Regions from separate parts of the Mus musculus genome. Here regions 2, 3, 4, 5 and 6 are each linked to region 1. The links are chromatin loops, found by intact Hi-C in ENCODE. Cell type or tissue: left cerebral cortex. All regions are shown on one strand. Each heading gives the region's core, and the rest is flanking DNA. Links, peaks and the distances in the headings are about the cores only.

What was found. Peaks named below come from ENCODE experiments on the same cell type or tissue, not always from the same donor. Only the 100,000 strongest peaks of a DNase experiment are listed, where the experiment ranks them.
Region 2: a loop joins it to region 1, with 6 times the contacts of the local background. A loop is called at or near these places in 5 of 42 quality-filtered maps.
Region 3: a loop joins it to region 1, with 5 times the contacts of the local background. A loop is called at or near these places in 36 of 42 quality-filtered maps.
Region 4: it touches region 1 in a loop (3-fold over the local background); 22 of 42 quality-filtered maps call a loop at or near these places.
Region 5: it touches region 1 in a loop (4-fold over the local background); 8 of 42 quality-filtered maps call a loop at or near these places.
Region 6: a loop joins it to region 1, with 2.5 times the contacts of the local background. A loop is called at or near these places in 14 of 42 quality-filtered maps.

The regions. Positions count from the first base shown.
Region 1 is chr10:30,799,854-30,805,087 of GRCm38, forward strand. Ncoa7 (nuclear receptor coactivator 7) reads right to left here and starts at 3,473. Exons shown (of 16, transcript NM_172495.6): 1 at 2,976-3,473. In left cerebral cortex, for the core only: CTCF peaks have their summits at 1,084 (motif pointing left) and 2,322; DNase peaks (open chromatin) are centred at 2,416, 3,024, 3,337, 3,520 and 1 more place; H3K4me3 peaks cover 2,897 bases; H3K27ac peaks cover 2,364 bases.
Region 2 is chr10:29,532,317-29,537,550 of GRCm38, forward strand. It overlaps Rspo3 (R-spondin 3), which reads right to left and starts at 3,551. Exons shown (of 5, transcript NM_028351.3): 1 at 2,916-3,551. The coding sequence starts at 3,012. In left cerebral cortex, for the core only: a CTCF peak has its summit at 654; DNase peaks (open chromatin) are centred at 675, 1,318, 1,642, 2,054 and 2 more places; H3K4me3 peaks cover 3,761 bases; H3K27ac peaks cover 1,343 bases.
Region 3 is chr10:30,620,809-30,626,042 of GRCm38, forward strand. It overlaps a transcript of Hint3 not described here. Among named protein-coding and RNA genes, the nearest start is that of Hint3, 5.1 kb to the left of the region's middle. In left cerebral cortex, for the core only: a CTCF peak has its summit at 2,296 (motif pointing right); a DNase peak (open chromatin) is centred at 2,348.
Region 4 is chr10:30,597,525-30,602,758 of GRCm38, forward strand. It overlaps Trmt11 (tRNA methyltransferase 11), which reads right to left and starts at 3,176. Exons shown (of 13, transcript NM_028604.3): 1 at 3,066-3,176; 2 at 216-281. The coding sequence starts at 3,137. In left cerebral cortex, for the core only: no CTCF peak of the experiment used is centred there; DNase peaks (open chromatin) are centred at 3,197 and 3,828; H3K4me3 peaks cover 1,533 bases; H3K27ac peaks cover 1,000 bases.
Region 5 is chr10:30,658,479-30,663,712 of GRCm38, forward strand. It overlaps Ncoa7 (nuclear receptor coactivator 7), which reads right to left. Exons shown (of 16, transcript NM_172495.6): 11 at 3,816-3,963. Among named protein-coding and RNA genes, the nearest start is that of Hint3, 43 kb to the left of the region's middle. In left cerebral cortex, for the core only: a CTCF peak has its summit at 2,245; a DNase peak (open chromatin) is centred at 2,259.
Region 6 is chr10:30,716,379-30,721,612 of GRCm38, forward strand. The region is part of intron 3 of Ncoa7 (nuclear receptor coactivator 7); the gene reads right to left. Among named protein-coding and RNA genes, the nearest start is that of Ncoa7, 84 kb to the right of the region's middle. In left cerebral cortex, for the core only: a CTCF peak has its summit at 2,768 (motif pointing left); a DNase peak (open chromatin) is centred at 2,763.

The sequences.
Region 1 (5,234 bases), core at 598-4,597:
CTTAGAATTGCATTGTTGTGGTGCATGTGGAGGCAGTGTTGCAGCTGGCTCTTGAGGCAAGCCTCAACATATGAGTCACCACACCCTAAAGATGCTACACTTCCATTCAGGACACTGGAGATTTTTAAAAATAAATAAATAAATTAGAAGCTGCATCCTTCTATAACAACAACAGCAACAACAAAAGCTCTCATTTGGTTGACTAATTTCAGAGCACACAGTCAAAGCACATCGTGAAAGTTCTCAAGTTCTAGGTATTAAACAAACAAGTAACTGTCCAGAAGTTAAAAGTAAGATGTCTGTAGGAGTCAGGGGTTGGGGTGGGGAATGATAGCTCAGCTGTCAAGAACTCTGGCAAAGAACCTGGGCTTAATCCCAAACCTCTACATAGTGGCTCACCACAGTTTAGAACTCTGGTCCCAGGAGATACGCCCTCTTCTGCCCTTTATATACACTGCATGCACATGGTGCACAGACTCATCTGCAGGCAAGACACCCACACACATATAAAAACATCATTTTAAAAGAAGTAAAAGGCATATCAGAACTACAGGCTCTCTTAGAAAATAGCAGGTTTTCCAGAACAAACAACACAAATGAATTACTCAATACCCTTGATTATAAGAAAGATTCTAAAATTGCCCCTATCTTTATTGGGCATGGCAGCCTGCTTTATTTTCATACATTATTCATACAAATTGGTTTAATCACACCTTCTCTTCCCACAATATCCTCTGGTCTTCCTACCTTTTATCTAAAAGTTTTTCTTCACCTATCTGAAACAATCCAACTAGATTAGAGAAGAAATAGTACTCTATATGATTTACCACTGTGTGAAAATAGGATTGTGGGTAATATTCTGGATAGTAAGGAAGATGATGCATGGAAATTAGGGTGGGAGAAGGAAAGAAAATGAGTTCCCTGATACATGTGCTAAGGAGAGAAGTTAATGATGGGGGTTGGAGAGATGCTGACTGCTCTTCCAGAGGTCCTGAGTTCAATTCCCAGCAACTACATGGTGGCTTACAACCATCTGGAATAGGATCTGATGCCCTCTTCTGGCATGTTTTAAGAGCAACAGTGTACTCACATAGATAAAAAATAAACAAACCTTTTTTTTTTCTTTTTAAAGAAGTTAATGATGACTCACTACATTATGTGACAGAAAAACAAATGCCAAAGCCCAAACCCTCACAGTGTAAATGGAAGGCAAACAGAAACGGATTTTTTGTTTTTGTTTTGTTTGTCTTTTTCTCCTAAACATTTTCAAGCAGAAAAGACACAGGATCATCTAAAAACCTCAATTTATAGAGAAAATAGCTAAAATGCCATTTCTAAGGTTGAAGATGTTGCTCAAATAGGATTAGCCCAATACATCAGAAGCCTCGAGTCTAATCTTGGATCTGGCTCCTAGCATCAAAAATAAATAAATAAATAAATAAATAAATAAATAAATAAATCTCTATCTATATGATATATATATGAGTTTACTTTGGAACCACAGACGCTTTTAAATGTTTTGTTTCCCTCTTTAGCTTTAACAATATATATATATATATATTAAAAATAAACCACAGCTCAACTTTAAAACAAGTTACCTGTTACTTATTAACCAGATCACTGCTCCTTCTGAAATAACTTAATAGATTTCTTTAAACATAAATTCTGCCTTCTAAATTGTTTTTTTAAAGTAAAATTGAAATGGTATTAATTGCTATAACACTGGAAAGTGGACACGAAGGGAACCTTAACAGAGCCTTGCTGTTGACGCCGGAAATGTCAATGAAAAATAACCAAGTTAGCCTGTTTATAGAAAGAAGCAATTATTTAAAATACAGTTAATTGCACTAGCAACAACAACAACAATCTTATACTATAATTTTAAATGGTTGGGTTATATACAATGTGTATCTTGAAATACAATTTCATTCATTCAACAAATAACCAACAAACAGCTATAAGGCATTCAACATTGGGGAATTAGAGAATGGGAAGAGAAGGGGGGGGTGGTCGAGGAGTAGCAGGGGGAAGAGGACCTGGTAATGATGGTGATTCTGTCCTCTTAGTATTTATATTGATTCAGTTAGCCAAAATCTTTAATCTGAAATAGTGCTTATAAAATTGGAGCTTACAATAACAATTTTTTCAAAATTCTAAACCTTATTGCTTAACGTAAAATCCAAAACGGCAGCCTGAGAGGAAACAATTTTATTAAAAGCCCTAATGTATTACTTTTATTTCAAGAACAGGAAAAAAAGACTCAACCAGATTCTCAGAAAAGCAAGGGTCAGCTCAGAGTTGAAGGCGAGGCCGGAGACAAGACTGCCTCTGCTGGCGCATCTTTCAGAGTCTCAACTCCCGACACCTGTATCAAACTTGCAGCTCTCAAACCCATTGGCTCCAGTCAGCTTTATCCTACGAGAACACGCCAGCCTCATCCATCACCTACCTAGGTAATCTGATTTCTAGAAAGACTTTCCTTAAACTGACACCCAAAATGTTAAAGTGTTTGCACCACTGACTTTATATACCACTCGGCTAGCTGTAAATTACACAAAAATTCATAACCACCCCTAAATACCTCTAAAACAACAACCGTGGTCGTCTACATTTTAGCAAAAAGAACAGGAAGAACGCATTTGCTGATCCTGTTTTTTAAAAATGCAATGACACAATCTACTTGAGCTCGAGAAAAAGGCAACGGTCTCCTTTCAAAGAAGCTCCGCGCCAACCTATCCTTCCAAGCTCTCCCAGCCCCCAACCGAGGGTCCCCTGATTGTTAGCGAGGAGGGTCCAGTGGCCCTGCGCCCCGGCTCGGCCTCGAACGTTCCAAGCAGAGCGTTTCGGGTCCCCCGGGGGCTGCGCCCAGCGCCATTAGTACACCTCGGCAGCCCAGGAGGGAGGCTCCGGTTCTTCCTGGCCGCAGCATCAGCAGCCGGTAGCCTTCAAGGCCTGGCCCCGCCTCGGCGACCTACCTACTGGGCGGGGGCGCGGGCTCCGCGGGTCTGGGCGAAGTGGTTCGGGAGCACGCATTTCTGGGAGCCGTGGCCTCTGCCGCTGGGCGCTGGGAAGCGCATCCTCCGGGGTGGGAGGAGGGGGAGGGCCGGGGAGGGGATCGCCCGCCGAGGAGGAGCTAAGGGAGGCGTCAGGCGCTGCGGGGTGCGCTCCTGAAGGGCTCCGGAGTGCCGATCTGGCCCGAGCAGCCGCCGCCGGGGTGCTCGAGGCCTCGCCCAGGTACCTGCAGCAGCACCCACGGTCAGGGCGCCGGGCGCGAGCTGGGCGGAAGGCGGGGAGCTGCGGTGGCGCGACGCCAGCCCGGCGCCCGCCTCTAGCTCCGCCCGACCCGGGGCGCGCGCTGCACTCGTCTGCTGCGGCTGGGACCCGGGAGCTCAGCCGACCGCCTTAGCGATGCGGGCTGCAGCTGCGACATCTTGCCTGCCCCGTGCGACCTCGGAGCCGCAGGCTGGACAGCCTCGAGGTGGCTCGGGCCCCCGAACCCTGGGCCCAGCGGCTCCGCCCCGGAGAGCTGCGCGCGCGGCCTCCGCAGGCCCCGGCCATTTGTGACGCTGTGATGGTCAGGCAGTCAGTGAACCGAGTACGGTCTGCTTACCTGGCCCCTAATCTTATCCCTTTTAGCTGGCTCCTGTCTGGATCTTGGAGGGAAGTTAGCGCTTATGGGCACATGTGGAGTTAGAGCCCTTGCTGGAGCCTTAAAGTCCTTTTACTTCACCTTCCAGCTCTAGGACTAGGGGCAACCATAAATTCATCCTCTGTCATTTCCAGCATTGCCTTTGGCAAAGAGGCCCACTGTCTTCTTCTGTCCCCGGTACAACATCCTATAAGCTGCCCAATTGTAAACCTTATAGCCAAGGCAATGCGATGTAGCAACGGGCAGTTCAGCTGGCTCTTGGCTGGGGCTGGAGAGCAGCTGAGTGGGAAGGTTTTTTTGTTTTTTCTTTTTTTTTTTGTATGAGCCCAGGGCCCTGTTTCTGTGAGCTTCCAACCTGTATTGGACGCTGTTCCCTTTACAGTCCAGTGGCTATAACTGCAAGATGACTCGGAGGATCTGATCGTGAAGATCACTCTTAAATACAGGAAGAAAAAAGTGTGTGTGTGACAGGTGTGTCCTAAGCCATCAACACACACAGTACATAGAGGCTTCCCCAGGTTGCTGCTGCTTCTTGGTACTGCCAGTCTCTCTGGAGGGTGGAGCAAAGCCCTTAGCAGCCATGACTCTGAGATTTCAGCAGCAGATGATGTTACATGGTCATGCAAATATGGAATCACTTCCTGGTTTTGCACTGACCATCTGTAAATTCTGACATCGGGTTTGCATGTTTATGCTTTGAGTAGGAGACACTTCTTTCTGTGTTCTTTACACCCCTTTTGGTATCAACCTTGAGTGCAGGCTCTGCTGCAGGTACTGTTCCCACCCTTTAACTCGGTCAGCACCCTTTTGTGCCTATGAACCCAAGGTTCTGACGAGAAATAAAATAGGCCTTGATTTCTTTTCTCTTAGGCAAAAGTATAACTGAGTATGTGTTCAAAGTGGTGACTTGCTGATAGAGTGTTCCCCAAGTTTTCCAATGCAATGCCAAACAATGACACTGTCTTCATTATCTCCCCTGGAAGTACATGATGGATCACATGCTAAGGATAGTTTGTCACTAAAGTGAAAGTCTGAATAGAATGGGGAGTTGTACTCAAATGGTTGGGATTGGGGGTGCTTCTAATTTAAAGATTCTTTGGTCATTCTTTTTTGTGACTGAGTATTGACTGATTCTTCTGAGTATTGACTGATTCATCTGAGTCTTGTCTTCACACAGAAATCGGAATTAGCATCGTCTACATCCCTCTTATCCAGAATAGTACCCATCAGTCAAATGTGTTCATTCAAACTTAATGAAATACAATTGTTACGACTTCCAGTCTGTTAGTTATACATATAAGTTCTAAAAAGACAAATAAAGCTTGTGATTGCCTTTTGGACAACACAGGACCCAACATTTCCTTATTACAGGGAATTCTTCTGGAATGCTTGCCAGATTTCAATGGGTAGGAAAGATATACAGAAAGAATTGGAGGTAATTTGGGTGCAGCTAGATCAAATACTATTAGAATATATACATAAGAGCATGATAATCCTTAAGAATTCACAGATTGCCTTTGGACTACAGCTTCAGCATGTGCTGGCCTTGGATACATTTCTAACTGATGCTTTTATCTTCAAAGGT
Region 2 (5,234 bases), core at 1-4,000, 1.3 Mb before region 1:
TGTGTTTATGCACCATAACTACAGAGACATTTTAAAAAGTATAAGACTTCTGTTTTAAAGCATTGCATATTTTATAGAGAAAATCGTAGACTGTAATAATTAGGATCATTGGTTTGTGAAGATCAATAGAATATTGATTATTGTAGAGAAACACAAGAATATTCACATGACGCTTTATATCTGAACATGTTTAACACCGTAAATGACAATCTTTGCTAGTAAGGACCTTTGGTACTAAGATATTTAAGAGACCACATTAAAAAGAAAAAAAGACTTTAGGAGTCTTTTATTTTTAACCTTAATTTTCTACCTCTCTCATTAGTGATGTTTCTAAACCTTTAAGAAAATGACGCTATTACTACAAAGCAAACGTGATACTCCCAATTGCTCTCTTAAGTTTCCTTATGGTGGAAAAAGAGAAATGTCTGGCCAGTTTTAAAATAATTTGACTACTGCCTTATTATTCATTATAAAAATAGTCCCAGTTACTATTAAGGAGATTTTTATTCAGGTAGTTTTTAAAAACACGGTCCAGGTGATTTTATAAACCTGCTGCATTAATTTCAAGTTTCTGGACATTTAACAAGGATCCTTACTGCAAAAAGCTATGCTGCGCCTGCCAAATCTTTCTTCTGTCTTCTCGGAGGACGCAAGGGGTCGCCCCTCTCCCAAGATTGCAGGAGCAACCGAGCCGCAAAAGCCGACTCAAGAGCAGCCGCACCAAGAGTGCAGCAGGAGAGACCTCTTTTCCAGACCCATTACCATAGAATCACTGAAATTCCAGCTCAATTCCATTTATTTTGTTTCTTAACCCCGCAACACAACGAGAGGGCGCCTTTGACTTGGCTTTGAGATGATACAGGAAGAGAGAAAAGCAGTCTCTTTTAGACTTCACAAATCATCGCCCTAGTTCCAGCCCAGATGTGCGCATTCTGAGTTTCCCCACTCTGGTCCTTTGGGGTGTAGAGATGGGAACGAACGCATAACAAACTTTCTTTGCTTTCTTTTATTTCTTTCAGAAACAGAAGCCCCCGCACCCAACCAAAAACTCAGGTACCAGTGATGCTGAGACACAGGACCCTGCCCCACCCCGGCAAGTGTGTAGCTCCGGGGTCCGGGACACTACAGAATGGAGTAGACTGGGATAAGCCTATTGGCATGAGCTATGCGGGGCAAACAGCCGTGTTCTTCCTAGCTTCGCTTTCCTCACTGGCCCCGAAACTCAGTGCCCAGCGGACCAAGCTGGCCAGGAGTGGCGATGTGGCCCCCCAGGCTGCCGCTTCAGTATACCGCAGCAGCAGGGCCTGAGCGATAGAGTGGGTGGGAGGGTTCCAAAGAATACAAACCACTCAGAGGCCAAGAATAATAAATCGGATGCCCTGACATGTTTAGTTTAGGCTCTCCTGCGCTGAGAAGCGATCCTAGAGGCAATAGGGCCAACTCGGACTCCAAGCTTCTGGTATTCCCGCCCAGCCACGATTTTTAAAGGCAATTTTCAGGTGAATCAAACTTTGTCTGGCTTGGGCTAGAGGTACAAAGGGAGCTTTCAGGGGACCCTCACGTCCTGGGCCAGGACAGAGACAAACAGTGGAGAGAGGAGATTGCTAAATTTCCACCCCACACAAGTGGTCCTGTGTCCTAAGAGCTACCAACATCCCTGCCTCAAGGGTTTTGTGGGCTGGACACTTGGGAAAGAGATCTCATCTGGGAACCAGACAAGGTCATGGGCTGAACAACCCCCCAGATCCAAGCTACCAAAGCAATTGCTTTACTGGTTTTTTTCTGTTAGTTTTCCTTAGTAACTACCCCAGGGGGGCCAAGAGCCCTCGGTAGAGTCAGGGTTGTCCTTAGCTCTTCGAAAGGACAACCTTTGCGGGCACTGACAACAGCGTGCTGGGCCACCCGGGAACAAAAAGAGAAACCACCCTTACATCTGTTCCCGAATCTCTGAAAGATGCGGGCATGCCTTGCACCAATTTAGGTGGAGGCTGCCCTGAGGCATCCATTTAATTCCAGCAAAGGCACAGTTTCACACAGCCAGGACATAATACTCTCCTGTGTAATAGACTGAAGAGCAGAGAGGAGATGTGCTGGGGGAACCCGACTCTCAGTATGCGCCTGTCTCAGGGGACCCCCTTTAAAGAGTCTGAGGTGGCCAGAGCATTCACGTGGGGACAGGCAAGGCGTGAAAGTGACTGAAGTTCGGAACCTCTGGAGTTCCTCTGACTTCCAACCCCAGAGGATGGGACATGGGGCAACTCAGCAGACAGTCGTGGAAGCCCTGGCGCCTCAGCGCCACTCCACTCGTGCGCTTCGTGGGAAGCTGCAGCGCGGGAGCTTGCTCACTGTCCCTTGGGCCCGCCCCAGGTTGATTGACTAGACTACCATAAAACAACCTAGGGGGAGGGGCAGCCAAGGTTCCCGGAGCCAGGCGGGAATTTGGGATGATCCCAGTCTCCTTGCCTGCCATTATCAAACAACCCAAAGGCAGGGAGACCCAACTGCCTGGGGCTCTAGGCCTCCGTCGGAGCCTCAAAGGAAAGCACAAATCCCTACAGCGAATCTAGGAAAGAAAGAAAGATTTCCAGATCCTGATTTACAGGGGGGGGGGGGGGGGGGGGGGGGCAGACTAGCACCGGGTGCACCGACTCCAGTACTGGTTTGTGTACTGGAGTAGAAGAGCCAGTGCCCCGAGTTGCTATCTCCTGTGGGAGGCATAGGGTGTAGGTTGAAAAGACTGTTTCCTCCAGCAGCTGGGTCTGGGCAGGCAAAACCAGCTGACAGGTGAATGTGGTGGAAGGGAGCAAAGACATAACGCAAAGCAAAACCAAAACAACAACAACAAAAACAAACAACAACAATACCCCCTCCTCTCCCACTCCCCCCCCCAAAAAAAAAGAAAACCCCAAACTTACTTCTTCGCTGGCGCCTTCCTCGGGAGGCGTTTTGGCTGCCAATGTATTCCATAAAGTTCAAAATGATAAAAAAACAAGAAATCAGTCGCAAGTGCATAGTAACCCTGTAATGTTTCCCTTTTTTCTCTCCTTTTTCTTTTCACTGTTAGTTATATTTAATGTTTTTTTTTAAAGAAAAATATGTATGTAGGTGTTAGGCGAGTCTATACGAAGAGTAGAAAAACCAGAGCAGCGGGACTTCTCCACTGAGATCCAACAGGCGTGCTGTGATGGCAAGCGAAGCGGGACGGGTGGACCGGGAAACCAACAATTGCATTCTCAAATTGTCCGAACACAGCCGGCTGCTCTGGGGTGGCTGTCATCGCCGCGAGCGAAGGTTGCAGGAGCCTCCTGGCTGGCCGCAGGTTAGCCTCGGTTGCACAGCAGCGGCGGCTGCGGGCGGAATCCAGGCGAGCAGTGGCCCCTGGGGCTCAGAGGCTGCAGCGGCTGCGGCTGTGGCAGGGACCCCGGGAGCGCAGGGAAGCGGACGCCGTGGGTACCGCAGCCATGGTCAAGGGGCGCTGGAGAGACCCGAGCTGCTTCTGGCGTTCTGAGCAGGAGCCGCTCCAGTGTTGGGCCGGGCTAGGAGCACCCCATAGGGAAGGAGGAGGAGGGAGGGGGAGACGGGATGGCTGCGGGGGGCGGGGGGAGCTCGGGGACGGGGAGGAGCAACAACCCGGAGCGACCTCAATAACTTTCAATTTCAAGAGGGAAAGAGGGAGCTGGAAAAGTACAGGCGTTGCGATTTGGCAGATGGACGGGAAGAGGCGCCTAAGGGGTCCCGGGTCTGTGGCGGAGCATCTCTGGACTCAGCAAAGACGGCGGGAGAACGGGAGCAGGGTTGGGGGAGGGACAATTTGAACCCGGCAAGGTGGGCGCACTGGGGTTTGGTGGTTTCTGTCCCAGCTGTACCAAATACCCCAGACCCAATGCTTCTGTTGTCCTTGGCCTCTGGCAGATCTAACCACATAGTAGTGGCCATGTCCTTCAGTTCTTCAGAGACCCTGCCTCACTCCAGCAACTGCTCTTGGGAAGTTCACCACTCGACTCTCTTGTTCCTAATTTCTTGGGATTTCTGGATACAGATGCCCTCTCAACTCTTAGCCTTTCTCAGTGTCTCTCTGTTGCTTTAACCCTCCCCTCCCCCCCAACTCCCTCCCCCCCCTTTTTCCAGGGAAAGTAGCTGTGGTTGTGTTGTGTGGTCTCAAGGGGCTTAGGTGGGAGTTTACCCTTCAACTTGAAGGTGCTTTACCTGATCCTAAGGGGAGGACCCAGAGGTGTGAGCTCTCTGGGTAACCTGGATGGAAAAGCAATTGTACTGTGGCTTTCTTCCAAGCCCAGCCTTTGCTCTGCAAGATCCCCCCTCCCTCAGGCACTTCCCTAAGTAGTCACTGTTAAAGAGTGTTAATCTCTCTCTCTCTCTCTCTCTCTCTCTCTCTCTCTCTCTCTCTCTCTCATCTTCTTATGCTGTTGAGAGGATCTGTTGTACATTCTGGTTTCTCATCTGGGGGACTGAGAATACTATGTGGAAAGATTGTCTCCATTTGGTGATAATGAGTAAAGGTCCATTTCCATTTCTTGCTTCTGTTTCCAGAGCAAGGGGAGTGGGAGTAGAGGGCTCTTGGCAGTAGAGAGAGAGAGAGAGAGAGAGAGAGAGAGAGAGAGAGAGAGAGAATCAGGTTCTCAGGTTAAACCACTACCAGGGAAAAGACCAGGCCCTGGGATGACTTCCGCTGTTGGGCATCCTACCTCTTCTTCTGTAGCACAGACACTTATAGTTACTGAATTGTTTTGTTGGAGGTCACAAGCCTCAAAGCATTTTTAATGTAAACCTGTCCTAAGGGTGCTGATGAGTATTCTGAAGGATTCTTTTGTAATGCTAAAGCTTTATGCAGCATTGGATTACAGGCAGGCCACTTTGAAACCAACTGAGATTTGCAGGAGTGCCTTCAATGTATGCGTTGATAAGTTAGAGGAGAAGCAAATGCCACAGCTCCTGCCTGTCTCATTGAAAAGCACCCCAGGTTCCAGGTCTCTGGAGCCTGTTATGTAGCCCAAGATTGGGGCTGAGATGGAATGGCCTGGATACAAAAGTCAGGAGACCTCGAATAGTTTTTCTTTGCAAAGCTTTAAAACACAGAATCTGAGATGCTGGCCTTTTGTTGCTAAGTCATTATTAAATGTTTTGCCTACTTTTACTGGAAGTTTGAAAACAGGCATACTATTCTCTAAGTATGAAGAAAGCAGTGACCCTTTCAGAGTATGATTTGTCTTACTTGG
Region 3 (5,234 bases), core at 436-4,435, 180 kb before region 1:
ATGGCTTGCTCAGCCTGCTTTCTTATAGAAACTTATAGATCACCTTCCTGCAGTGGGCTGCACTCTCCCACATCAATCACTAATTTTAAAAATACCCTACAGGCTTAGTGGTACATGCCTTTATTCCCAACACTTGGGAGGTAGAGACAGATGGGTCTGTGTGAGTTTGAGGCCAGCCTGGTCTACAAAGTGAGTTCCAGGGCAGCCAGAGCTGCATAGTTAGACTCTGTCTTGAAATAAATAAATAAATGTCTTGGTCTTGTTTGCATACATAGCAGGCCAGCTGTTTCTGGTATTTATATAAAGGAACGGTATATGTGCTGTCTAGTTTTATGTCATTTTAACACAGCCTAGAATCATTGGAGAAGAGGGTATTGTAAATTAGTTGCTTTGTCAACCTGCCTTTAAGTGATTCAGCCACAGTAGTTTATGCCATCACCCACTTCCACTAGGTATGGCACATATAAAGCCCTGGCCACACCTCTCTCTCCCCCTCTCTCATTCCCTCTGTGTTGCCGGTAGTTTTAGAAACACAATACTGCCTTTGCCCAGGAGCTGCGATGGGGCTCTGACCCCTCCTGGCTCCCTTTGTTCCTTCTGGCTTCTGCCAGGCTGCCAGCACTGACTTGGCATCTCTCACTCTCTACCCTCCTTGCTCAGGGAGTAGACTGCACCACCAGCCCACTCCCATGACCCTTGTCCCAGGATGGGTTGCATTACCAGCCCCACCATTGCATCTGAGCATAAAAAATACAGTTTGTCACTTTTCAGCTTGCCTTTTGTGACAGTTTCTGGTCACACACAGAATCTCCTGCCTAAAAAGGCATGCCCTCATCAATTAATTATCCCCATCTCTCCTCCACATCCTTGGCTACCCTCCCATAGCAGGGACCAGCTGTCCCAAGGCCTTACATGATTTCAGTGTCCCTTTTCCTCCAAGGCATAGCTGAAAAGCCCCTCTCTTCCCTCATATGCCTTTCTTCTTGGGACTCGGAAGTCCCACTTGTACCTTTCACCCAGCAAATGGCTCCTGGTCTTCTTTATTAACAAATCAACAACCAATTAGGGAAATAGACCTTAGTATCGGCACCTCCCCTTACACCTCTGTCTTATTCATTCTTTCTGTCTGTCTATCTCTCTCTCTCATGTCCCCAGTTCAAGACTTTCAATCTCCACCCCCCACCCCCCAAACTCATGCCTTAAATCAGATGCATGGTGTGACTTTGTGACTTGACTGCAGCCCACCAAGGAATGGAGCCTCAGTTGAGAAAATCCCTCTATAAGATCTGTAGGCAGGCCTGTAGGTCATATTTTAACATTAGTAACTGATGTGAAAGGGCACAGCCCACTGCAGGGAGGTGGTCCAAGTTTCTATAAGAAAGGCTGAACACGCCATGTGGAGCAAGCCAGTAAGCAGCACTTCTCCATGGCCTCTGCTCCAGGTTCTTGTTCGGGTTCTTGTTTTGACTTCCTTAGACGATGAACTGTAATGATGAAACAAACCCAATAAACCCTATCCTTAGGGGAGATGTCACCTGTGCTTTATGACCTGCTAACCTCTATGCTATCTCAGAGACCACATTAGATTCTAGGCCATTCAGCTATAGAACCCACCTTCATGGTCACATGTACTTTGTAAAGACGTTTCTATGTAGTCATACTTTAAGCTTTATTGAGTACCTGGAATTGGAATGATTCTTACCTGGAAACCTTTCCCAATTTCTACTGTTTTAATATTCTGACAATGAACCACCTGCACTAGACTACCTGATATCTGATCCAGATAAACTAAGTCAATCTAAACCTGTTTTTCTTCCTTCCTTCCTTTCTTCCTTCCTTTCTTCCTTTCTTCCTTCCTTCTTTCATTTCTTTGTTTCTTTCTTCCATTCTTCCTTCCTTCATTTCTTTGTTTGTTTCTTCCTTCCTTTTCTTTCTTCCTTCCTTTCTTTCTTCTTCCTTCTTTCTTCCTTCCTTCCTTTCTTCCTTCTTCCTTCCTTCCTTCCTTCCTTCCTTCCTTTCTTCCTTCCTTTCTTCCTTCCTTTGTTTCTTCCTTTGTTTCTTCCTTTCTTCCTTCCTTTCTTACTTCCTTCCTTCCTCCCTTCCTTCCTTCCTTCCTTCCTTTCTTCCTTCCTTCCTTTGTTTCTTCCTCTCTTCCTTCCTTTCTTCCTTACTTTCCTTCTTTCCTTTCCTTTCTTTCTTTCTTTCTTTCTTTCTTTCTTTCTTTTTTAAAATTTATTTAGGGTTTCTTTACTATGTATAGAGTACTCTGCCTGCATGTATGCCTATATGCCAGAAGAGGGCATCATATCACAGTATAGATGGCTATGAGACACCATATAATTGAATTAAACTCAGGACCTCTGGAAGAACTGCAGGTGTTCTTAACCTCTGAGCCATCTCTACAGCCAGCTCCTAAACCTGATTTTCATTTTCATTTCTTTTTGGGTTTCCTTCCCTACCTGGACACCTGAGTGTTTCCTCTCCCTCTCCTCTCCCTCTCCTCCCCTTCCTTCCTTCCTTGTTTTTCAAGATCTAGCTATATAGCTCTTGATGGCCTGGAACTTGTGCAGGTCAAGTTAGTCTCAAATGCATGTGAGCCAGGACAACTTTTCTACCTTAGCCTTCTGGGTACTGGGAATATAGGCATGTACTAACACCCTCCTGGATGTTTACTGTCATGCTCTGGCACTTCCAGATATTTGAACTAAATGGTATCTCTTTGCTTATTAAAAAAAAAAAAAAAAAAAAAAAAAAAAAAAAAAACTTAGCCTTGATTGTTGTTATTGCAAATGAGATGGACTAAGACGCTTCTCAGAAATTCATTATGCCAGTTGCATCCACATGTAAATTGCATAACTGAACCTGACCTCATCAGAATAAATATAATTACAGCACTGAAAAGGTAACCTTAAAAAAAAATAACACAATCTGCCATGCCAATCTGACATTTAAGTGACATGATAAATAACTGGATATTTGAGTTTCAAAAGAGAAGTCCAAGCTAGAGATAGAAGTTTTAGAATCTTCAAAGTACAGGACTTACATCCACCAAATTAGAAGAGATCACCAAGAAAAAACCTTTCCAAAGACTAAGCTTGGGCTATTGAAGCTTTATGAGATCATAGAAATGAGAAAAGGTTAAGTGCAAAAGTAAGTAAACAAAGATAAGTAAATAAATAATGAGAAACGGGGAGAGTATCAACTGAGTCCTGAGGCTGAAACAGTGTTTTAAGCTGGAGAGCTTGATCAACTATAAGATAAAAGTTGGGAGAGAAAAAAAAAAGTTTAGGGTGGAGCTTTCTCTAAGCCAGATTCCAGATGCTTTAAGAAAGAAAGGCAAGAAAGCAATTGGAAGCAGCAAGTATGAATAGACCAAAGATAAAACTTTAGAAAAAAAAAGAGGCAGTACCCAAAGGATATCAGAGACTGAGGTACAGTAATAAACGCAAGGTGAGAGGCCGGGGTGGTTGAGGAAAGTGACTGTTGCCAAGAATACTTGTCATCTGAGCCCATCTACGAGAGACTTCCATTCTTCACAGCGAACAGTCCTGTGCCTCAGGTTCTCTTCCTCTATCTTCTGCTGCTCTAGTTTCCAGTCTAGTGTAGAGAACTTCATTCATCTGCTCAGACACTGCTATATTATTTCCTGGTGGTATGCAGTTTGCAGCCCTTGTCTGACAGATACTTTGTAAATGCACCCTGTGCCTCCTGCCATTAGAATGCAAATTGCCTACATGTGGCATGTGGCCTTCTTTGCTGTAACATTCAGGGGAGCATCTGGCACACAGTAGCAAAACACTAATTGCTTGAATGACTAGATGGTAGATTTTACAGTTCGGAAATATACATTTTCTTGATAATCTAAACTTTACTTTTTTGTAGGTTCACCTTTCTCATTGGACTGCAAATGAATAATTTGTTTTTCTCTAATTATAGCTTCAAATGTCAATTAATAGTAGTCTTCTAAGTAGAACTGTTCCCTGGCAAACTGCCAAAGATGAAAGTCCCAGTCCAAATAACATCCAAACCTTTGTCTAGAGTTTCCTTGGGTTTCTTATCTCAGAGAGATGCTAAGTGTTTTCCATGTGCTCAAAATAGAGTCCATGAAATAAATTACCTACTGATTTAAAGTAAAGCTTTTTTTTTTTTTTTAGGTTTCTATAAATGCCAAAACCATCAATGAAAGAAAATTTGGGTAAATATATTTTGCATGAGAAATAAAATTAATTCTAGCATAGGACAGTATTTTAGGAAACAATTAGATCAAATTGAAAATCTGCTGTAAATATTTCGGTGAAGTAGCTAGGTATGGTGTGAATGTGGATTTTCCTGGCTTCTTTAGGCTAAGCAAGGAGGATTTTGAATTAGAGATTAAACTGAGCTAGAGATGAAAGGAAGGGGAGGGAGAGAGAGGGAAGTGGGAAAGAGAAAAGAGGCAGACTAAGGCAAGAGGAACACTGAATTTAAGACCAACCTGGGCTACATAATGAGTTCAAGGCTAGCCTGTGTTGCATGACTTTGTCTCGAAATGCCAAATATTAATAAAATTTAAAATATAACACACACACACACACATACAAACCTAAGCAACCAAGATGAACATAATTAGTAAAAAGTATAGTCAATAAATCTATGGAAATATATTCAGACTTATTAAAAATCAAATAATTCTGAAGTGCTATTTTTCACAGCAAAACTGGGAGAGATTCATTTTATAACTGCATTCAGAATTGTGAGGTTATAGGTAAACAAATGTCATATACAGAAAAATGTATGTGACACTCCTGATGTAGGAGCACTGATGGGAGGGGAAAGGTTAGGAGAGTATATAACTTTATGAGGGAAGGACATGCCACTTCCTGTAACTGACAGGAGCAATGACAGCGAGAACTAAAGCAATTAGAAGAGCTCAAACTCCCTCCAAAACAGATGACACATACCTTTGGCTTCCTGACTATTTTCAAACACAGTCTGTGATCACATGAAAGTTAATTTCCTATTTACATGCTAGATCTTGTCCTTCCCTGCCCACTCAAGAATATCACTTCAGAAATTCTCTCGTTGTGCTGGGCATCTTTAGTTTTGTTCTCTCAGTGGCTCATCACTACTTGCAAGCATCCTATAACTTCTCTTTTTTGTTTGTTTACTTGTTTTTTTCTAACTTTACTTTCCCCAGCAACCCCTATTCCCTAGTCCAAAGCACATTCTGTATTTGCACAAAGTTTGTTTTGCTT
Region 4 (5,234 bases), core at 780-4,779, 200 kb before region 1:
ACCACCTCTCTGACGTATAGTAGGACATATTTCAGCTTACCTTAATTTATGACTTCCTTTGTTCTGTAAAACCAGGAGAACTGCTTCATTGCAACACGGAATTTGGGGTAACCTAAATATGTGTTCCCAGGCCATAACCATTCAAAATGGCTCCAAAATAAACCACCTCCTATTCCCTTTAAAAATAAATAAATAAATAAATAAAATCACCTTACCTTTCCATAAGTTTCCTGACTGTTAGTGAACTGCCCTCCAAACACCGATAGTAAAGACTTTATTTCCTGTATTGAAAAACATAGAGAAAATATATGTTTGTTACGGTCTGAGGCAGAAATGTCCCCCAAGGGCTCATGTTTTTCAGGTCAGTGCTTAGCTTGAAGTATTACTTTGAACACTGGAGAGTATTTAGGAGGCCGTGGCTAAGTCCACCACTAAGAGGCAGGCTTTGAGAATTATTCCCACGATTCCGACCCACTCCATGTTTCTTAGTGTGTGGACACGCCGCTTCCTCACAACCCAGCCTCAGACCATGCCACTCTGCTACACCTCCAACTGCACTCTCCAAAGTCATGAGGCAAAACAAAGCTCTGCTCTGTCAGGTTACTTCTGACAAGTGACTAATGTGCATTTTCAATCCTTTAAACTGAGTCTGCAGAGAAAAGCAGGTCTAATGATAGAAAGAAAGGGGAAGGGGATATCTACTTGAGGCATATTGCAATTGTCAGCATCAGGCAATTGTAACATAGACTTCTGAGATTTTTATAGTCCTAACCATGGTTATTAGGTCATAGACCTGAGAGATTTTATACATGAGCTACAAAAGGATTTCATCAGAAACTGTTCTGTCCTGATTTAGGGAAGTAAAGAATTTTTTTTTACAGATGCTACAGATTAGTAAATAAAATAGTCAACAATAAAAAAATAGAATGAATTATTAAACATGATTTGAAGATGTTTGAAAAAGAAATAATTAGCTAGGGAGCATAATTGTGAGTTTGAAACGTGTAAGGACATGGCTAACCTTTCAGTGTAGTAATAAAACTAGAAAGAGTTAACACCAGTTTTGTTTGTTTTTAAGATTGTCATATAACCAAGGCTGCCTTGACTTCTCGATTCACCTGCCTCCACTTCACAAACGCTGGGATTACCGGAGTGTACCACTATACCTGCCCAGAGTGAACATTTTAAATGTAACATGCATGTCATGAGGAAATTTGATCAAATGCATACATCCTTCAGGCAACCTCTTTGTTCTGATAAACACAGATTGACTGTAAAAATACCTTGCTTTGTCACACTGACCAATTGCTTAAATAAGATATAGCAAGTGAACTCTATCCCTCCACATTGGCCCTATGAGGAAGTAACTAAGAAGATAAGTGTCCCCGATGCTGGTTGCCAACACTCTCCTTCCCTCCCTTCCAGAAGGTCTTTACACCATGACCATGGCCATCAGGAGGGAGTGATACCATCACTTCCTACTCCAAATCACAAACAATGGGAGATGTGAGCAACAAATGCCACCTCTAGTTCTCTTTGGGTATGTATGCATCAAGTTGTTTCTTGTACTAGAAGGTGTTTGGTTTTAGCAAGAATTGGGGGTGAATGGTGAAAATAAATTGCATGGATATCCCAGAATGAAAAGATGTGTAAGAGGTGGGGACAGAACCTCCATCTTAGCCACAAAACACATACACTCACTCCTACTCATCCCCGTAAGGAGGAGGAAACCTCTGTCCTTATGTCTGACATGTTGCATGTCTCCTGCCAGTTTTCCTTTAATGTCCAAGCTTCCAAGCATCTGTACTTGGCCTAGCACTTTTTTTTTAAAACCTGTGGGTACACTCACAAAAGTAAGGGAGGCCTTGTGCCAACGGAGGCCAGAAGTGTAGGCACCCCTGGAGCTGGGGTTACCAATGGCTGTAGGCAGTATCCTGACACAGCTGCTGGGCGCCAAATTCAGGTCCTCTGGAAGAGCAGTGTTCGTAACCAGTGAGCCAACTCTCCAGTTCCAGTGTCTCACCACTCTTTAAACATGAAGTTGAAGAAATCTCATCCTTTCCAGGTTTTCTTACGCAGAAAAATGAAATGCTTATCACAATCTAGATTTGTTCTCACCTCCTACATTGCCACTCTATCCTGTTCTCTTACTGCTGACACTAGATTAGTTTCTTAATCATTTAATATTCCAACAGATTCTTATTAACTCCAGTCTTATTGCTCTCGAGTCCTTCCTTCATTTTACTTTCTATTAAAAAACAATCTAATTCTGCCTCTTTACTTTTAAACTGTTTAATTCCTCTTCCAAGCTATAGTGTCCTCAAGTCTGTTTTCTCTGGTCCATCAGCCTACTTCTCTCTCTTTACCACTCTGCTACGTAGCTGGTGACGAGCAACGAACAACAGTTTATACTTCTAATGGACTTATTTCCTTGGCCCCGGTAACTAATACTGTAGCTCATATGTCACCCCCACCTTGAAAGGCAACATCCTTCATTCATCAATGGACAAAGATTCCCTTTTTAAAAGGCCCCCATACTTTAAAGGTTCCCACTAAGAACCCTCCATCATTGCACTTCACAAAGTTATGGCTATGCTCTCGCGTCCGCTAGTCCTGAGCCTAAGTAAACATTACGCTCTTTAAGGGCAGAGCTGTCAGTCAGCGCATCCTTGCCGTTCGGTGCACGCGACTTCAGGCGCTGTAGAAAATGTCACTTGAGTAAATAAAAAAGCTTCCCCCTCCCCAACTTTATTAAGTTCCACCCCAAGCCTTCCATCATGCCTGAACCTATATCGACACTCCTCACACTCCACCGAGAGCCCCCATGGATGTCTCCATTCTGCGTCGGGTCAGGTTCACCTGCTTAACTGCGGCGCCAGGAGCACGTGCAGAGGGGTGAATGGCAAGGCTCCGTCCTGGAGAAAGGCTGCCGGGGACATGGTCCGCCCAGCGGCCTCATCCCCGCCCCAATCCAGGCGCGCGCCGCTGCCCGCAGAGACCCCCCCCCCCCCCAGCCGGCGCGTGAGGAGTGCGAGCCTCTGCGCCCAGCACCCAGGACGGCTCACCGGTAAGCGGAACTCCAGATGCTCCTGTGCCATGAGCAAGAGATAGCGATTCAAGGAGCCCGGCAGCGCCATTGCAGCTACTACCGTGCGCCTGCGCGGCCTCCACGGGCCCGCCCCCTCCTCCTCCTCCCTAGAGCCAAGTTTCCGCCGAGCCTCATCCCGGAGCCGGAAACGGAAGCACGACAAGGAACACTGGCGGGTGGCACTTTCTAGGAAGGGGCGCTAAGGGCAAGAGTGAGATCCTGGTGTTCCCACCGTCTGTGGCTACCCTAGCACGCTCCCCTTGTGAGATGCATTGTTTTAAGAGGCAGGCTGCAGTGATCCCGCGCAGTTCCCCAGGGATACTCCACTTGGAGTGTTCTTCTGACTCCTCCCTCTGTTCTTCAGCTCAAAACTGGACCAAAACTTCACTGTTAAGTGTAGACTCTTAATCGTTCGAGATTCAGCCTCACCTGCTTGAACACTGAGTGTACTTTTAGTGATTTTGCAAAAATTTTTCAAGAGCTGTCAAGGACCCATCTCGGGTTGCTCTGTATGGAAACAAACAAACAAACAAAAGCCTTCCTCAGACTTGCACTCCGTAATTATGCTATGTTGTTCCAGGCACACAGTAAATCCACAGCCAGTGGTAGATTAAAAACATTGGTGAAAGTTACCCTAATTACTCAGATGGGCCTAATACCATAACAGTTTGCAAGAGACATGGCTACCTATACATAAGCTCGACAAGTATCATTTCTGCTCAAAGTACTGAACCCTTTGTACTGCTGAGGCCTGTATTTTTGGGTTTTGTGTTCCACCTTGGTAATGCACAGCATATACAAGTATCCTGTGCCAGAAATATAGTTGATGCTTATTGGTAGTGATCAAGACAGCCAGCACACAGACAGTGGTGACCCTTGTTACCCAAACCTCAGTTCCATTTATTATCCCTATGCTCTCAGCGAATTTTGTAACATCTGTGAGCTTCAATATTCTTTTAAGAACTGGAGTATTGCATCCTACAGATAATAGCTATAAGTACTAGGTGTTACAATATTCAAACTTCAACGTATACTCTATTGCATGGGACCAATAAATAGCATTGGGAAATGTTTTTTGTTGTTTTAAATGAGAATTTCTGCTTTTTTTTTTTAAAGAGAGATTTGCCTTTGTTAGTGTTGTTAAAAATCCTTTCACTGAGGACAATGTAAGCAACAGCAACCATGTCTACCAAAATCCCAAGAACAAAACAAGGCACATTATCACCAAAGTTCACTCCAATGAGCAATGAGTTTATTGGGTTTCCTTCTAGAGAATCGATGAGGACTCACTCACCTGGCTATGGGCACTCCTACCCTAACAGGATACACCTGAAAAGCTTTACCCAGCAGTGAGATGGGCCAAGGAGATGGATAGACGTTGACTTCCCAGCATTCCCACTCTCTAGTGTAGTACCTACAAACCAGCTACAAGGACTTTCTGTTGGATCTATCTGCCTTTCTGGGTTCTGACTCTGAAGGAAGTACTACTATAATCACAAGAGCCAAATCCTTAACACTATCGAGCCCCTCTCCTTGAACCCCGCCCTCCTCCCCCCCCCCCCCCCCCGTCAAAATAAAAATCATTCTGATAATTAAAAGGTAAGTTATTTTAGTTGTTAGAATAATACTCAAAAATGTAAGAACACTTTTACAAACGACTACATAAATGAAAATTCAGTAAAATATTAAGTTAATTTTTGTTTAAACTAGTTTTCATATATTCCAGACTGACCTAAAACTGTCAAGCTCTTCACCCCTCCCCCTCCTGAGAGTTGAAATTATAGGCCTATGCACAACACCTAGTTTAGGATTTCTCTTCATTTGCATTTATGAAACTTGACTAGAAAACTAACACAGATATGCAGTTATTGCTGGACTTTATAACTGACCATATCTTTTTTTTTTTTTTTTAAAGATTTATTTATTATATGTAAGTACACTGTAGCTGTCTTCAGACACTCCAGAAGAGGGAGTCAGATCTCGTTACGGATGGTTGTGAGCCACCATGTGGTTGCTGGGATTTGAACTCTGGACCTTCGGAAGAGCAGTCGGGTGCTCTTACCCACTGAGCCATCTCACCAGCCCCTGACCATATCTTAACAGTATCATCATGAACAAGAATGACACCCACAGACTCATATGTCCG
Region 5 (5,234 bases), core at 721-4,720, 140 kb before region 1:
AAGTATAATACTGATAATTCTTTTTGCTGGCAAGACCCAGTGGGAAATCTCTCACACTCATGGCAAGTTCAGTTGCTGACATAAAACTTAGGAATCACAGAAATCTACTGTCCTTGTCCCTCATAATTCCACATCCAGGAACTTCTCTAAATAATTAAGGTTGATAGGTGGAGTGGAAGACCTCATTTTTGAGAAATCATTAAACCAATATAATAACTCAAGTGGGAAACTGTTAAATAAATTTTAACAGGTATAAAAATACTAGCAACTAGTTGGAGGATGATGGTTTATATCTATAATTACAGCACTTGGGAGCCTGTAGCAGGAAGTTTGAGGCTAGCCTAACTTATAGACTGAGTATAGACCTATTAAAACAAGCAAGCAAACAAGCAAACAGACAAACAAAAGAAAACACTAAAAACTAAGGTTTCAAAAACTTGTAACAATTCTAAGATTATGTCAGGTGGGAAAAGCCATATGCCAACTACATAGAACAGAATCTTTGTGTAGAGTAAAAAAGGGACCCCATGTGCCCAAACAAAATAGAAAATAAAGTCCAAAGACATGTATGAAAGGCACAAGTATGGTTAGATATTTATTTTTTAATGTCTGCACTCTACTTGCTAAGTTTTTTTCTGACATGCATTTTTCTTATGAAATGGAGACATAGTTGTGTTTGAAGGCCTTGAGTACAGGTGAGGGTGGGTTGATAGGTGGAGTGGGTTGAGACTGGAGTCCAAGTGAGGTGCAGATATCCTGGTGGAATAAGGAGGTTCTGGCACGGGAGAGGGGTGCAAGGCCCTTCAACATTTAAGTCAATGGGATTCTGGTCAGAGATAAAGAAAGAGAAGGGTCTGGTATTATACCTGGATTTGTGGCTTAGATACCACTAAGATATAAAAAAAAAAAATGAGCAGAAACAAAAATGTTGAAAGATAATGAGTTATTCTGGGTCTCCTGAAGATTACAACCCATTAACTCCTAAGGAGGTTGACAATTCTCCTTCACAGCATGAAGCTGAGGCACAGGGGTGCCTATCATAACGCTTCTGAGCATTACTTGTTCCGAATGAGGGAACATGGAGCCTTCTCCTCAGCTGGGCACTGTTTCCCTTATGGACAGACAGACATAAAGGAGCTACCCACTAACTTACGCCAGCTGTCCTTTCTTTCCCCAGATCAACAGCTTTGGTATGGGCAAATGTTGGAAGCTGGCTCTTAGCAGAAAGTGGCTATCATCTCTGCAGCCATCCCGGGCTATTTACTTACAGGTGGTACTTTTCCACCCTGACGAGAGACTTGCTTTCCTAGCATGATGTTTTTGCAAGAAGCCCACCACAGCTGAACACACTCTGATAACATCTTGTTTTTCTCCTCTACATCCTGGACCTATGGTTAAGTGTCTCCAGCTGCACTCCCCAGCGAGTGCATATATACCTATAGTTACTTTTCAATAAACGAGCCTCCAACCTCAAGCTGATAGGCTGTGTTGTCTCCATTCTTCGAGTCTCTTGCCCATCAGTCCCCACTCTCTCTCTTGCAGACCCTGTTCACTGACCCGTGAAATGGGTCAGGCAAAGAAGTCCCAAAGAAGCCTCTCCTCTCCTCCTTCAACCAAGGTCAAGATACAGTCTTCCAAAGAGTTTTCACTCTTTCACTTTCCTCAATGGCTTTGGGGTTAACTGGCCAAACTCTTCTGCCGCTAGACCCTTGAGGGGACCTATATCATTCTTCACACCTCCTTCACCCCTTGTCTTTGGGTGTGCAGTGTGGCTCCTTCTCCACCTCCAGCTGACAATAGATGAAATCTGAATCCCAAATGAATGGAGAAAGGGAAGAAAATGTTTTCAACAAAATGGTGCCTTTGGCTCAAGATATTCAGGTCTAGTCAGGAAAAGGTTAAGTAACCATCATGGGCCTAAATTTTCTTTCCAGAGCTCTGTATTGGGTGAAAGACTATAGCCTCACTAAGAAAATTACGTTTTCCTGATAGAGCATCCCCTTTGATATTATTTACCAGAAGTAAAGTCAAGATGGGATATCCTCATGTTTCTTAGAGTCTGCTGGGCCTATGAGGCATCTGTGAGCTCTATCATAGCATCTTGTAGGAAAGAGGAACATGAATAGTTAACTAAAAATAGGTGGTAAGTATGGGGTATATGGGGGCTTTGGTGCAATGTACACTGCAGGGAATAGGGCAATTGAGAAGCTGAATATAATGACATGATGCAGTTTTTATCCAAAAGGTAGGTGGCAACAGAGAGCAGAGCAGCAGGAAAAGTGAAGACGAAGGGAAGGAAGCTGGGGATAGCTCAGTGAGTATATGGCTTGCCTTGTGTAAAATGCTTGCCTTATAGGCATGAGGATCTGAGTGAGTCAAATTCCCAGACGCCATAGGAGTACAAAAGCTATGGATGGTGGTGCACAAGAGTCGGAGCCAGGAGAACCTGGAGAGTTAGACCGCCACCCTAGCCTCTTTGGCTACTTTCAAACCAAGGAAAGACCCCTAAATGGGAGAGGGGAAGGTGCGTGCTAACTGTAGAATAAAGTACATACACACACACACACACACACACACACACACACACACACACACACACACGAATAAAGGAGATGAGATGTTTCTTCCCCTTTTCTCCTAAAAAGGCAACAAAATATCATATGCTTGTGAAAGATAAGGAACCACACAGGAAGGAGAAAGCATTTAAACACACAAAAGATAGCCATGGCTGATAAGCCAGAAGGCAGCCTGAGAGATGAAAAGAGTCTCTTCTCTCTGAGACAGAAACTAAGATTGTAATAATTGATCATTTAAAAATGCAGGAGAGGGAGGATCAGAAAATAAATTTGTGTAATTCTGTCTTTGTCATAAACTGGAGGGAGGCCCAATGCTAGGATGCATGGATGCTGAAATGGGCTAGGGAGCATAAAGTGACCCGTGAGAGGTTCCAACAAGGAAAGATTTCTAGTTATGACTGAGGAGCCGGATGAATTCGGAAACTACCCCTTTATCTTGGTACCGTTCTGCTTGTTTTGTGGTATTTGCTTCGTTTTGTCCTTTGAGATGAGGCCTAGCCTATACTGCTTAGGTTGATCTCAAACTCTTGGATTCAAAAGATCCTTCTGTCTTTGCCCATGGAATAGCAAGAGAACAGGTATGTGCCACCATGACTGGCTTCAGTTGTTAGGTTTCCTATAGCAATGCTTGACTGCCTAGGATCAGAGCTAATATGAGGATACACTCTTCAGGAATACAATGGTCCAGATGGGTATAAAGGATGGAAGAAGCTCTAAGCAACTTACCCTGATAACTGGTAGTGGGATGTCTTTGAATGCATTCACCATCTACCTAGGAGAATAAAACTGCTTCAAGGGATTCAAGATAGGAACAGAGTAAGACAGAGTCAAGGGACCAGATTCCAGAGACATCCATGAAAATATAGAACAGGCTTAGAGGCAGGAAGGTGTGACAGATTCATCTCCTGTCTCAGTCCTATAAGCTTATTAGACACAGAGATATTTCTTATCCATCTTTATACCACTAGGGTCCCCAAGCAAAGAGATACTTGATATATCATGGTCTAATTTGAAAGGGAACTCAGGGTCAGCAAGCTGTAACTGCCAGTCAAATCAAGCTAGTCACTCTTATATGGCACAGGAGACAAAGATTCAAAATGTATCCTAAATACATTAGAAAAATAAAAGAATAGTATCAGCTATTAATAATTTTTGGAATGTGAACACAAGGCCGTTTCCGCTGCTTTGGCATTTCAGGGTCCAGGACAGCCTCTTCTCTTTAACAGTCTAGGTGTTTACCTCCCAGCTCTTGGTGGTCGGCTCACTGAAGAAATTGTCGATCATGTTCAGCTCTTCCTTCTCCACCACCACAAAGCCTTGCTCCTTGGCATCTTTCCCATAGACATCAGGAGACCACTGAACAAAGAAGGTGTACAAGTGATCCACCCTGGAAAACAAGTTCGTGATGCAAGTGAACAATTGAGCCCATGTTCCTTCCTGGCAGGCAGCAAGAGCGCCTGGAGTACCTGCAACAACCTTTTGCCCGCTTGGCAAACTGTTTTACTGAGGAGGAAATTCCCCACCGTCAAGGTTACCTTTGTGAGTGGCTTCCAAACTCAGAAAATAGGAACCCCCAAAACAATACAAAAGCCCACAAGGAACAATCACTACTGAAACTGCCTCAATCTGAAAGAAAGATCAAGAGATAGGGCAGAATATGAAAAATCCCCAGTGAAATAGTACACCAAATGTTTCCTCTTCAGGGGACTTTCACTTATTGGATACATACTGTCAGGGGAAAAAGGTTGACTTGAGGCTTTCCTTAAGAACAAAAGCAAAGCCCAAAGACTCTTGCTAAAGTACAAGATACATTATATAACAGTTTTAATAAAACCCCTCCAACCACTAAACCAACAAGAAGTTACTAGAAACAACACAGTTTTATCCTTGGGAAGACCTATCTCTTGTGGTACGGGCATGTCCTTGGCTTCTGGCTTCTCTGATTTCTTATATTAGGAAACACATTTCAGAAGCATCTCTCTGGTTATAATCAAGAAAAAAATTGCTCAGTGTTCAGCTGAAGTTGGGAGCTATAGTTCCCACAGCCTGCAGTATCCACCCTGAATGGACCAGTCCCAAATACTAGTTTGTTTTTTTTTTTTTTTTTGGTTTATTGGTTTGTTTCATTTATAACCATGATAGTAAGGGATGGAACAACAGAGAGGACCACATGGTTTTAAAAAGCTCTTGTAATTACAAAACAATCTAATTTGAAGAAACTGGTGTAGCAGAATTGTCCCCCAATTAACTTGAATATTAATTCAACAAGAAACCTGTGATTGGGAAGTGGAAAAGGAAGGTGGGCAGAGGTTTTTAGGGATGGGAGAGAGAACACAGAGGGGACGGAAGGAAGATGGATGAAGAAAAAGATGATCCAGATTCTGTGCGGCTTTAAATAGCCACAGGTAGCTAAGAATATCTTACAAGGGATGTTTTATTACAGGACAATTTATCTTATCTAGGTGGGCAATTTATATCAATATCATTTGGCTCTAAGTTTATTGTGTGGGCGTTTGGTGGGGTGAGAATTTACTGATATAAGTCTGACTTATAAATTACAAGCCTCTAGAGTTTGATTTTAGCAGGTTACTGGGATATGGGACCAATGACCAGAGGGGTTGGATGGCTGGGGACATGAGCAGAATCTGCAGCAAGAGA
Region 6 (5,234 bases), core at 807-4,806, 83 kb before region 1:
GTAATGAATGTAGTAGACTCAGTAGGCTTGTTAAATGAGAAACTACATGAGGCTGATGTTAAGATAAACACATTCAACCACACACCAGGAAGCTCAGCAGAATTACCATGAATCTGAGGCCAGCCTGGGATTACACAATGACATCTCAGGAAAAAAGAAAGATGGAAACAATAAAGGAAAGGAAGCATCTAAGGATGGAGGACAGGAAAGGCGGTGAGGGAAAGGGGAGGGGCCTGGGAAGGAAGAAGGGGAGGAGCCTGAGAAGAAGATGAGCTACATTCATGACAAATGATCTCTTTAAGCAAATCTTTGGTTTTGACAATCATAAAATGCCAAGCTCCTTCATATGAGTCCTTCATCTTCATTATAATGGCTTCCCAAATAATATTCTTTAAAGTAGGTGGGAGATGGTAGTGCATGCATTTAGTCGTAGCAATAAGGAGGTAGAGGCAGGTGGATCTCTATGACTTCAAGAACAGCCTGGTCTATAGAGTGAGTTCTAGGACAGTCAAGGCTACACAAACTGACCCTGTCTTGAAAAAAACCAAAATCTTAACATTTCTAAATTGCTCTCCAGGATTTCTGGCATTAATGCTTGTATTAATTAACACATTATGTTATTTTAATAATTTACCTTATTCAAAATTGCCTTATTTTCCTGACATAAAATCCATCTCTTCTTACCCTTGTACTTCCATAGATATGTTTCAAGTGAAGAATGGTCTGACATTGAAATCTATGGCTTTTTCATATTCCCATTCTACCTGTGTGATTTAGAGGGGAAGATGTGCACTATTTTAACATTAAAGACTAATGAATGAAGTGTTCTTTTAAAGTAAAAGTATTTTATAGCCAACTTACTAGAGTTTGATGCTGCAATAAATTAATCATCTTTTGGGAGGTTTAGAAGTGTTCTGATGAATTGTATAAAACTTGGCTTGGCATGGTCACACACATCCTTAACCTGACGTGACAGCGGCAGAGAAGCAAAGGCAGGATTATCTCTCTTGAGTTCAAGGTCAGCTTGTTCTACACAGTGAGTTCCAGGCCAGTCAGAGCCACACAGTGAGACTCTGTCTTTAAATAATTTTTCTAAAAACTTAATAATAGCTAATTTTAAAAGCACAGTAAGACACAGAATTATCAAACAATTTCTTGTTAAAAAATTATTCATTTTTATTTTATATGTGAATGTTTGGGCTGCATGCATGTCTGTGTACCACATGCATACAGTATCTGAAGAGGCCAAAAAAGGGTATTGGATCCTCTAGAACTAGAGTTATAGATAGTCATGAAGTTCCTTGAAGGTACTGGGAACTGAACCTGGGTCCCCTGTAAGCTCAGCAAATGTTCTTAGCCTCTAAGTCATCTCTCCATCCCCTACAAAACTTCTTAAGAGTTTATACCATATAAACAGAGTAAGTGAAAGCAGTCCTACATATTAGCAAATATTAATGCAAGCACAGAAAGGTTGAATTCACTTGTTCTAGAAACATTCTGATATTTACCTACTTGGTGCTGTGCTAGGTACTAGATCTCAAATTATATGATACAAACTGTCTTAATATGATTACTTCCTTTCCTAATCTCTTCTCAAAAACAGAACAGAACATTTACAGAATCAGGACCATGTTGTTATAATGAGGCAATTCTAGTGACTCAGTCTCTCCATAATATTCTTTTGCATGTTATCACTGTATAAGGAGATAGCAATGACGTATTGCTCAAGGCTGCAAGGAGTCACAGATAAATCTATTTGAAAAAATAAAAACATTTTGTCAAAATATCCTTCTTTAGTTCTGGGAAATTACATTGTATATGCAGAATGGGCAACAATTGGAAGTAACTGCTTTCAACAAACTCTGTACTTGCATAATAAATATTCTTTTTACAAGGCCTTTGCTTTTGCTTTGTCATGCTATTAAGTTCTGCTTTTCCCTGTATGCTAATATTTGAAATAGTTCTTTAATGCATAAAATTCAACAAATAAAGGAAACAATCCTGCAGGGCATCATGGCACAAGGAGGCAGAGGAAGGTGAGTGTGAGGCCAGCTTGCTCTACATATTGTATCCCAGTATAGCCAGAGCTACAGAGTGAGACCCTGTCTTAAGATTAAAACAGACAGGCAGGCAGGCAGGCAGATAGACAGACAGACAGACAGACAGGTAGGCAGACTGCTTTATACTTTCTGTACCCAGATAGGTCAACTCTCACCTATACCTTTTTCCATTATGCACTGCTAAGTTCATGTTCTCTCTTAGCACCACTAGCTCATTTTGACCTCTGTTCCTGGGATCGCATCTTTTACATATAGATTTCACCTCACATCTGTAAAAAAGCAATAAACAGGCATCTCTAGGCCCCTTGAGAAAAATGACTTAGACTTTCAAAATCTCATCTCTAAACACAAAATCCTTCCTCATTCCTGAGTTCAAATTTGTCATGTACTGACTGCTCTTTTTCTTCCTCATGCACGATACTAATTAGCATATACTGTTCTACCTGTGAGCAGAATCTCTCCTCAGCACTTCATTTCCCTAAGGGCTTGTCTCTGATCAGTACAGCCTGCCTTCATCAATTCAGATTCGTCTGGGAAATAATGGCACTTCCCCCAACTTTCTTTGAGTTTTACCAGGCAAATCTAAATCCTTAGCAGACAAGATCCACCCACTGTCAAGTCCCCTCACTATCTGGCCACTTAGGAGCAACACCGAAAGAGGCAGTGTTCTCTAACAGGAATGACTCTTAGCTCAAGGTCTGATGCTCCCCCTAGTGGTATAGAACTACATCCTGGGATGGGACTCTGAAAGGCAACAGACTCTACGAGGCTAATCAAATCTGAGTGGGCTGAGTGGGCATTTGTCAACTATGGAACTATGGTCAAATGTGGTTAGAGCAAATGAAGCCCCACCCAGAGGTTTGATCCCAGCACTGGAGTCTCCTGATGAAATTCCCCAAATATCCAAACCAATGGCCATTACTGTCATTCTTGAGGGTTGATATAATGGCATCTCTTACTATTAACAAGGAAAACCACACAGCAATTTCAACTAAATGACTTCACTGTTTACCAATATCCTGTAGACTTATCCGGAAATGGAGCCAAATATTACAAGAGTATTCATTCATCTATATGTTTGATCTTCTACAGAATGCACATTTAAAACACATCTGTCAGGATAGGGAGGTAACTGAGTGAAGTGCTAAAAGACCTGAGTGCCAATCTCTATTATGTAAACTAAGAAAATGTCTGGCCTGGAGGTTGAGGCACATGCCTTTAATCCCAGCACTTAGGAGTCAAAGGCAAATGGATCTCTGAATTTGAGGCCAGCCTGATCTACAGAGTGAGTTTCTCAAAATCTACCCACTCCTCCACACATACATATACAAATCTGGAAGAATGGCCCATTTTTATAATCTCAGCACCAGGAGGCAGAGCTAGGTAGAACTTTGAGGCTTAGAGGCTAGCCTACCAGATGAGTTATAGGTCCGTGAGAGACCCTGTACAAAATACAAGGTAGATGGTGATGAATAGCACCCAAGATTGGTCTCCACTCACACAAATGAACACAGATATGTCCATCATATATGCAGACACACACACAAAGAGCACCTGTCAAGGTGGAGACACTATAGGGTCTAAATCATCTGCAACCAGAGAATGGTTACACTGCACTGAGATGGGACAATGCTTGTCAAGGTCATCCTGCACTGCACTGAAGTGGGCCAGTGCTTGTCAAGGTCATCCTGCACTGCACTGAGATGGGACAGTGCTTGTGAAGGTCATCCTGCACTGCACTGATCATCCATGAAAATGGTTGAGAACTGGCTTGGCCTGGACAGAGACAGGAAGGAAGTGTCAGAACAGAAGGTAACTGAACGTATTTTGTGAGGTAAGAGTGAGTAAGCAGGATAAAGACAGGGATGCCATTTTAAACTCAACAACACACTTTCAACAGATTCCCCTGCAGTAGAAACAAACAAAGCAAGAAGTCAATCAAAATAGGACTCAATACAACTTTCTTAATTCTCTTCTTCTCAGAAGTCGTGGAGTATACTGATGTTTTAGATTTTAATTGTAAGCTTATTAATTACTTGAGAGCCTCATTCACTAGGGTGGAATGCACAGTGTTTACAAACACATTGTATTGATGACTTGACATTAATGGCCCCCAACTTATCCATAGGTCACTTGCCCTCTTCAGTACTAGCAGCCCCATGGTCATGGCTGAGAGCAGATTCCTCATCTGTCTGTTAGATCAATGCATATGAAGCAGTCCTCGCTGCTACCTCAGTGCAGTGTAGCGTGACCTTGGCAGGCACTGTCCCACCTCAGTGTAGTGTAGCATGACCTTGACAAGCACTGTCCCACCTCTTGTAGTATAGCATGTCCTTGACAAGCAATGTCCCACCTCAGTGCAGTGTAGCATGACCTTGACAAGCACTGTCCCACCACACTGTAGTGTAGCATGACCTTGACAAGAACTGTTCCTCTGACTTTCTCACTGCTGTGATAATACACGTCACCAAAGCATCTTAAGGAAGGAAGGGGTTAAGTACAGTCACAGTTTAATGTAAAGACCATTCTGATGGGAAGTCAAGGTTGTGGGAGCCTGAAGCAGCTGGTCATGTTGCCTCCTCAGCCAGGAAGAAGAGAGGAGTGGATATTTGTGTTCAAGGAATGGAACTGCCAGTTTTTAAGATGGATCTTTCCACCTCAGTTAACCTAATCAATAGAATCCTTGGAAAACATGCCCAGAGGCTAAATAATGCCTTGCAGATGTGCCCTGGACGCTTGTATCATAGGTGATTTCAGAACCTATTAAAGCAGACACGCACCATCATACATGTAGCATTAGGCCCATTAAGAAGTTATCGTAAACATGGTAAACGATATGTTTCTCTGCAAGTCCACCACAATCTGGAGCAAGATTATTCAGGGTCTACAGCAAGTTCAGGGTCACCAGATCTGCCTACTATTTTGCACTACTTCATCTCATGACTTTAGCTGCAGGATGTTCTCTGAGCACTACTATATCTTTTTCTCTCTTTGCCTAGCAATATCAAACCAAATTTCTGATTCTTAATATCCTCTCTTGGCACGCTCTTTGAACTATACTCAGACCTGCATATGACAGAACAGTCGGTATGAGATGGGTACAGCTAGTTGTGTAAGCCATTATTTCCTGTTCGTTTGCAGCAATGGCTAGTCTAAGAAACTCTAAAACATTGT